Linked DNA regions of Homo sapiens: region 1 is linked to region 2. A link is a loop called in an ENCODE intact Hi-C map of the cell type or tissue named here. Cell type or tissue: heart right ventricle. All regions are shown on one strand. Region 1 has its middle 140 kb from the start of VWC2. Region 2 overlaps VWC2 (von Willebrand factor C domain containing 2).

Evidence for each region. A loop is a pair of places that touch in the nucleus more often than their neighbours do. Peaks named below come from ENCODE experiments on the same cell type or tissue, not always from the same donor. Only the 100,000 strongest peaks of a DNase experiment are listed, where the experiment ranks them.
Region 1: a loop joins it to region 2, with 7 times the contacts of the local background. A loop is called at or near these places in 1 of 110 quality-filtered maps.

Annotation. Positions count from the first base shown.
Region 1 is chr7:49,630,098-49,634,097 of GRCh38, reverse strand. No RefSeq gene overlaps it. Among named protein-coding and RNA genes, the nearest start is that of VWC2, 140 kb to the left of the region's middle. In heart right ventricle, no CTCF peak of the experiment used is centred here; no DNase peak of the experiment used is centred here; H3K27ac peaks cover 2,406 bases.
Region 2 is chr7:49,845,712-49,849,711 of GRCh38, reverse strand. The region is part of intron 3 of VWC2 (von Willebrand factor C domain containing 2); the gene reads right to left. It also overlaps a transcript of ZPBP not described here. Among named protein-coding and RNA genes, the nearest start is that of VWC2, 74 kb to the right of the region's middle. In heart right ventricle, no CTCF peak of the experiment used is centred here; no DNase peak of the experiment used is centred here.

The DNA.
Region 1 (4,000 bases), 220 kb after region 2:
CATCTCCAATGGAGGTGTGAAAAGGTGTGACCCATTCTGCCTGCGTGGGAGCAGGTTGCTGCATATGGATAAGTGTGTAAGGAGGTCTGTGTATAGGGATCTGAGTGTGAAGAGGTCTGTGTATATGGATCTGAGTGTAAGGAGGTCTGTGTATATTGATGTGTGTGTGAGGAGGTCTGTGTATATGGATGTGAGTGTGAGGAGGTCTGTGTATATGAATCTTGTGTGAGGAGGTCTGTGTACATGGATGTGAGTGTGAGGAGGTCTGTGTATATGGATGTGTGTGTGAGGAGGTCTGTGTATATGGATCTGAGTGAGGAGGTCTGTGTATATTGATGTGTGTGTGAGGAGGTCTGTGTATATGGATGTGAGTGTGAGGAGGTCTGTGTATATGAATCTTGTGTGAGGAGGTCTGTGTACATGGATGTGAGTGTGAGGAGGTCTGTGTATATGGATGTGAGTGTGAGGAGGTCTGTGTATATGGATCTGAGTGTAAGGAGGTCTGTGTATGTTGATGTGTGTGTGAGGAGGTCTGTGTATATGGATCTGAGTGTAAGGAGGTCTGTGTATATTGATGTGTGTGTGAGGAGGTCTGTGTATATGGATCTGAGTGTAAGGAGGTCTGTGTATATTGATGTGTGTGTGAGGAGGTCTGTGTATATGGATCTGAGTGTAAGGAGGTCTGTGTATATTGATGTGTGTGTGAGGAGGTGTACATGGATGTGAGTGTGAGGAGGTCTGTGTACATGGATGTGTGTATGAAGTCTGTGTATATAGATCGGAGTGTGAGGAGATCTGTGTATATGTGTTTATGTAGCTCTTTCTATATGGTTTTTTATGTCATAGGCAGCCCACTCTGGTGGTGAGAGGATCAGAGATTTTCAAAAGTAAAGCATCATCTACCTCAATGTGTGTCTTGCCTGAGAGGATCAAAATACAAGCTTTGGGAAAACTGGCTAGCAGTAAACGTTAACAATTGCAACTTTTTATTACATACCAGGAGGCAGATCCCTACATCCCTTATTATTAATTTCCTCCGCAATGGATTTAGGGTAAGAGCATATTTAACTTGCTGGCATTCAAACTCAAGAATGTTTAACTTGAAACTTATGCTCTTTCCTTCTGCCCTGCTGAGTCAAGCACTTTGTCCTTGGGGTACCCATCCAAATCCTGGAAGACAGTTGAAGTTTACTTAGACAGAAGCAGCGGCCCTGCCCCACCAACAGACTCCTACAGCAATTGTGCACGTCATGTTGGCTGACATGCATTAAGTAACTTCTGCATACAGGGAGCAGGTGGGTGAGGGAGGTGGGTGGGAGTTGTCCGCATCATAGACGGTCTTATGGATGGGGATGCACTATAGTTTTCCAAAGTGTTAAATACTAACTGCTGTTGATGCAAAGATAAGGCGCTGGGTGCAAAGAAAAGATGAAAAGATTCAACCCTCTGGAAGCTGAGCGCTTCCTCTTGCTGGACAGACAGGAGACTTGGCCTCTCTGCAGGTGTCCTTAGCATATTGTCATTGGAAGCAAGGCTGGTGTGGAGCCCATTTGCAGCTCAGGCCCCTGGTAGGGCAGACCTGCAAGTAGTGGGGGCATTACAACTCCCACTGAGATGGCCTCAGATTGCTGGAGTGGACACTCAATACACTTAGTAAGTTTAAAAAAGATTCATTAAGCTCAGAGGAATGCTTGCTGTTGGGAAACCTGGAAGAGATGAGTGCACCTTGTTCGTGGCATCCCTTTTTCCACCCTCTGGGCGGGGCTTAAGTTCTGCTGGAGTGTCTCCTGCCCAGGCACTTCATCAGGCCCGCTCCTCCTTGGTTGTCTTCCTCACTTCTGTGCTCTCTATCTGAGCCTTTCTTCTGACTCTGGGTTCCAGTGCTTGTCTGATCTCTTCCATCTGCATCCCGCCTGCTGCCAGCAACTTTCTCTGCTGCTGGATTAATTCCCATTTCTATTGTCTCAGTGACCTCAGGCAGGCCTGCAATTCAGTGTGGTAAAGAGTTTGAGGGTTTTTTCTTTCTTTTTTTGGTTCTTCTGTGGGAACAAGAACACGCGTATGCACAAACGAATTATTTTTTACAAACTTACGGAATTAGAAAACAGCTGCAAGGATGATTCCGGGATTAGGAATAATCATATGCATTTGTTGGAGTAGAGAGGTCATCTTAATATGTGCAGGGTGCCTGACTGGGTGTCCAAAGCCAAGTGATCATTATGGTCCCGTCCTACGGCCTTGGGGACTCTGAGAGCACTCACCCGCTCTCTGCCTTGGCTGCTTTTCTTCAGAGCCAGGTGAGCCTGTGGGTTTATCCCCAGCAGTCCTGGGAGCTCAAGTACAATCTCACTCTTTTCTTTTTTTGAGAGTTGTATTTCTTTTAGTTATCTTTTCTGGTGTCTTGCTCTTCCCAAACCCTCTGAACACTGTCCTTGGGTCACTGCCAAAGAGATTGTCAGAACAAGATGCCCAGTTCCCTTTTTTGGAGGTGCTGCCCAAGTACACTTGAGTCTTTTCTTTCCTGAACTACCATGACTTTCAAATGGATTCTGTCCAAAGTTAGCATGTGATGAAGACATATTTGCAGGCCACAGTTTTTTACCTGGTCAGTTAACAAGGCTGAGAGCTCAATCTATAGCCTTTTAACAAATTATCAAGCAGAAAGCACAGGGGGTTTGCTGTAATTGGGTTTGGATTATGAGTCCATGCTGCTGACTCATGATCCAGAAGCAGAGGCTGCAGGAGCCCCCTTTCACATGCTGTCTTTCCCTGACTCCACAGCAGCCCAGCCTGCCAAGTGAGGCTGCACACCTAGGGCAGCTAGTCCTGGCTTCCCTGTTTCTGTCTTAGCTGTTTTTGACAAGTTTTCTTCCCTTGCACATGTCTTCTAGAGCTGTGCTGTCTGTGCTGTGTGGTATGGTCTATTAACCCCCCCACCCCCATTGCCAGCCTACACTCAGGACCAACTACACTCTTTTTTCCTCTAAAACTAATTTCTTTCCTTCTCTCCTGTTCAAGGAAGCTGCAAGCTCTTATCGTAACTGAAATCTTATTGAATTCACAGTAAAAGTGCTAGGGTGTAAAGTTACTCTCCAATATGAAAAGCAGTGAGGCACATAGACGTCAAGGAGCTCTATAACATTTAAAAAAATGAATCCTAATCAGTTTGTGGTAGGGGACAAAACAAAAATAGAAATCTTATTTTTAGGAACTCAATTATCTTCCTCCAAAAATTCATGTGCTGAAGTCTGAACTCCAAAGTGACAGTGTGTGGAGATAAGGCCTTTAGAGTGGTAATTTAGGTTACATGAGGTCATAAGGTGGGGCCTTAATCTAATAGGACTGTTGTCGTTCCGAGAGAAAGAGCCATCACGGGTGTGCATGCATGGAGGAAAAGCCGTGTGAGGACACAGAGAGTGGACGGCATCTGCAAGCTGAGGAGAGAGGTGTCAGGAGAAGCCAACACTGCCCACCCCCGGGTCTTGGATCTCCAGTGTCTAGAACTGTCAGAAATAAATTTCCGCTGTTTAAAACACCCAGTCTGTGGTATTTTCTAAAGGCAGTCTGTGAAAACTAATACAGAAATCAACTTCTAGAAGGATTTTTGGGAAGGATATGGACCCTGAGTAGGCCAGGGAAACAACTTAACATTAGGGGTTACTAAGAGATGTTTTCTGACACATGGTAGACCCTAAGTATTTGAGGGATAGATGGGAGGATGGGCATTTGGATGGAGGAATGAATTACTTGGACATTGATTGTCCTAACAAGAAGAGGAATATCTCCAAGGATCATGCAAGGCACTCTCCCAAATAAAAGTGTGTGGCACATTTCTAATTAGCACAGTACCTGACCCATTAATGAGAATCGATAAAGTTGGGCTTAATCTGAACTGAATCTTTTTTCATCCTTGGATGTATGTATGTGTTTTTGTAATTTTCAAAGACCAGCACTGGCTCTGGCTTACCAAAATAAAATTAAACAAGTCTGAGTCACTTGA
Region 2 (4,000 bases):
CATCCACAATCTCCCTGAAATAAATAGGGCACTACCAAATGGTGAAACAAGCACCCAGCGTTAGACTCTATCTAATGGTGCATGTTCTCACACTGAGTCTTGGTTAGAACATTTACATTTGTGAAACAAAAAGAGGCAGCGTGTGTGTGTGTAGAAGGGCTGAAATGTGGCATGGAGTAGGGGTGCATATGCCAGTTAGCTGCAGAAAGATGCACTTCAGAAGGGAGATCCAAACCCCATCCAGAGACCCGCGAGGACCCTTCCTGACAGTCTGCTCCCAGCAGAGCTGATTGCTTTTGGAGCCCTCAGGAGCAGTGGCAGGACACACAGCAAATCTAAACTCCCTTCTTAGCCATCTAATTTCCAGTGCTGCCCCCAGCCAGTTCATCAAAGGAATTACTTTTGAGCAGATTTAATAAAACTAGCACTTTCTCTCTCTCTCCTCGGGGAAATTCATTCATAAAAGACAAAAGCATTTTGTGATAAAGAGATGGTGACTGTATTGGTTTCCCCCCACAGCCGAGGCTTCACGGGATCCAGTGGGGTTTCCCTGGGACTGTAGGGTATGAACTGCTGGGATATGTAAGTCAAACTCTGAGAAATAAGAAATACAGTACAGTAGGACAAGAAATGCGAGGGAAGCGCACCAACACATTTGTCATACATGAAGCAAGCAGGACCTAAAGAGAAATAGAGACAATTGGCTACTGTATTGAGCAGATATAATCAACACACATTTTCCACAGTTTAGATAACTTTTTGTGCTATCATATAAGAGATACAGAGACTAGGAAATTCTGAAAATATTATTAGAGGTGTGTTCTGTCTAGATTCCTTTCTGGTCTACTGAATTAGACACAATGTAATCATTTTATTGACTATACTATAAAAGTGTATTTGAATTGTGGCATAAAAAATAATTTAAGGGCCAAAGAACAGTTACCAAAATATCCACTTATATTATTAACCTGTGAGAGAAATGATTCATACAAAACACAAAAATGTGTTTGCCTTTGAACATATAAGGTCTGAGGAGGTGAGAAACGACAGTCAATGATTTATAGATGCACATATTTTTGACATGATTTTACAAGTGGAGAAAGGGAAAAGATGGCTCCTGAGAGCAGCTAGAGAGGAGCTGGGTGATAAACCAGGAAACGAGAGAGCAGACCACAGCTACAGGAGACACACCATTTCTGGGCTCACTGAGCAACAGTTCCTATGGCCCACAGCCGACCCTGGGCAGGTGGGCTGGAAACAGAGGATCCCATGTGTCCTGGGATGCACAGCTGGTCCGGGGCCATGCCCGGCTCTCACACACTGCAGGGCGTCGCCTGCTTCCTCTTGTCAGTGGGGAGCAGGACATTTGGAGCTACCCCACAGGAGAGAGAAGATCCTGGAAAGACCCTGCCGTGGGAGGCTCTGAGTGGAGGTGGGAGGGTGACACTCTCTGGACAGCTAGTGCTGCACCACAGACTGCTCCCAAAGACACTTGCAGCATAAGTGCAAAACTCATACGTCACTCAAAGTTGGGCCCCTATCTTGCAGCCTCCCCAGCCCCCACTGGTTAGACAGGGCATCCCACTCACAAAGCTGACTCCTGTTACATTTCTCCCAGAGACAGATCTAATTAGCGACTGAGACCTGTAGAAGCTTCCGACTTCCCACCCATGTTGCTGTGGAAGCAACATGCTGTGCTAGCCCTATCTCATTTTCTGCATTCTAATGCTTTGACATTGAGCCTTGCTGACGTTGGAGGGACTGCCCCTCCCAGTGCTAACCCATTCCAGGAGATAGTAAACCACTCACCTGTGAGTGCACTTTTCTTGTTGATTACCCAATCAGAGCTCACATCCCCATGACCTCCTCTGCGGGCTTTCACACTGAGAGCCACTGTCCACCTCTTCTGATCATCAGGGCCAGGTTCCAGACACAGGGGCAGTTCCTGTGCTCACAGTCTGCTGAAATCACTCCAAGTAGCCAATCCTAAGCCCGCCTCACCCCTTCTTCCCGTGGAAGCCACCATGAGGGCTTTTGCTCATATTTTACTTCAGCTTCTTCTGCCTCCTGACCCAGGCCAGCGTGCCCCTGTGTGTTCCTCAATAGAACACCCTCTTCTCTTGGGATATCTGAGTATAACCAACTCTCTTTGAACAATGATGATCATCTCATGATCTGTTGACCTTACCATACCCAATAATAAAACCCACATTTTCAAACCCTTGCCCTTGGGAGGGTCACAAGTAATAGCACTAAACTAATAATGGTCAGGGATCCCTGCAAGGCTCTGTGCTCAAGCCACACACACACATTCACTATTTGACCCTCTCAGCAACAATTCTACAGCACAGATAACACTATTATGCCAATTTCAGTATTCAGAAATAGAGGATTAAAGAGGATAAGTAACTTGTCAATAGTCGCAAATGATACTAGTCAGATGTGGAATTTACAACCTAATTATATTATATTATATATATTATATTATATTATATTATAATAGGTTCACACATTTTTGTGTCTTAATATTACATCCCACAGGGGATTCTTATATCCTGGCAGTGACCCTTTTAAAATACACCTATTCGTGTCACAAGTCCCTCTCTACAGCTTGCTATTCTTTTAAAAACTTTGCAAATAACAAGCCAACATTTTCAAAGACATCCCAATTTGACACAGACCTTCTGCTCACTGCAAGTTAGAGTTAAATTCTGCAGGTAGGAAATTTACAGCCTCACACTGAATAATTCACATATGCAATCTGTCAAACTGCTAATTATTCCTTCAAAGAAAAACAATCAGATATTTGTATCATAATATTTTACCTCATTTAGGCTAAACTGCCAAGGTGTCAGAGTGATTAGGAACCTACTTCTCTGGCTGTCAAATGAGGCTGGGGAAATTTACATATGTATAAAGGAGGGAAAATGTATGCATTCCTATATCAGGAAATTATGAGTTAATTCAACCAATGTGGAGCTCAGGGAGTTAAGCATTATCTGCTCTTTGCTCTTTAGGCACAGTGGATACTGTGATGAAAACGTCTCTGTGGTACTCACAGTTTCATGCAGGAAATAAGTATGGCAATAATAATAACAGTGTAATAAGGAGAAAAGGAGAGAGCCATCTGTCTTAGCCCACAAGGCTTTCTACAGTGATAAGCCTTGAGCTCATCACTGTCAGGCCATGGCCAAATTTGGAAGCTTGGAAATGACACTCCAAGCACAGAAAAAGGCATATGCAAAGACGTGGAAGTGAGGGAGAACTTTATGTTGTTCTGCAGATGTCAAAAATGTCCCACAGGGCTGGAGCCCTGCATGTAGTTCTGGGAGCAGCAACAGTGGACAGCTGTTAAGAGACCAGATCACAGAAGTGCAGGTAAAGACCTATGTTTGTTGTTGTTATTGTTTTAGTCCATCAAATTTCTTTCCATATTTACCACAGAGGAAGTGGCGACATGCAGGTTGGAGCAACAGTCTTGGGGGCGACTCTTTGCACCAAATGGAGTGATGGAAAGGTATTGGAAATGGGGTGGATTCATATCTTAGTAAGTCTGGTTGGCTCTATTGACTTGCTTAGATCCTTGGGATAGTTATCTCTAAAGAAGCAATGTGATATCATCCAAAAAAAGCAATGTTTATTTTTGAAGCTGCCTGAAATACTTTTTGGAAAGCAGGACAACATGGATAACTTCCATGGACTGGAGCCGTCTTTTATCATGACTGTACCAAGGAAGCATTTAGAACAAAATATCCACAGGGGCAGGTGTCAAAGACTCATTAGTGAAAACTCTCCAGTGATGAATATGTAAGATGAGAAACGTGTGGGTGTGCACACGCACTCACACTAACTCACTCGCTCTTCCTTCCTGCATTGCTGTTTGTTTGCCACTCCCACATCACAAGGTTCTATATCTGTGGCCATAGAGACAGGGGAAACTTACCCTGTCATTCTGATGTCTGTTTTGTACTGGGAAGTGCTCTTGGGTTTAATTTTGTTA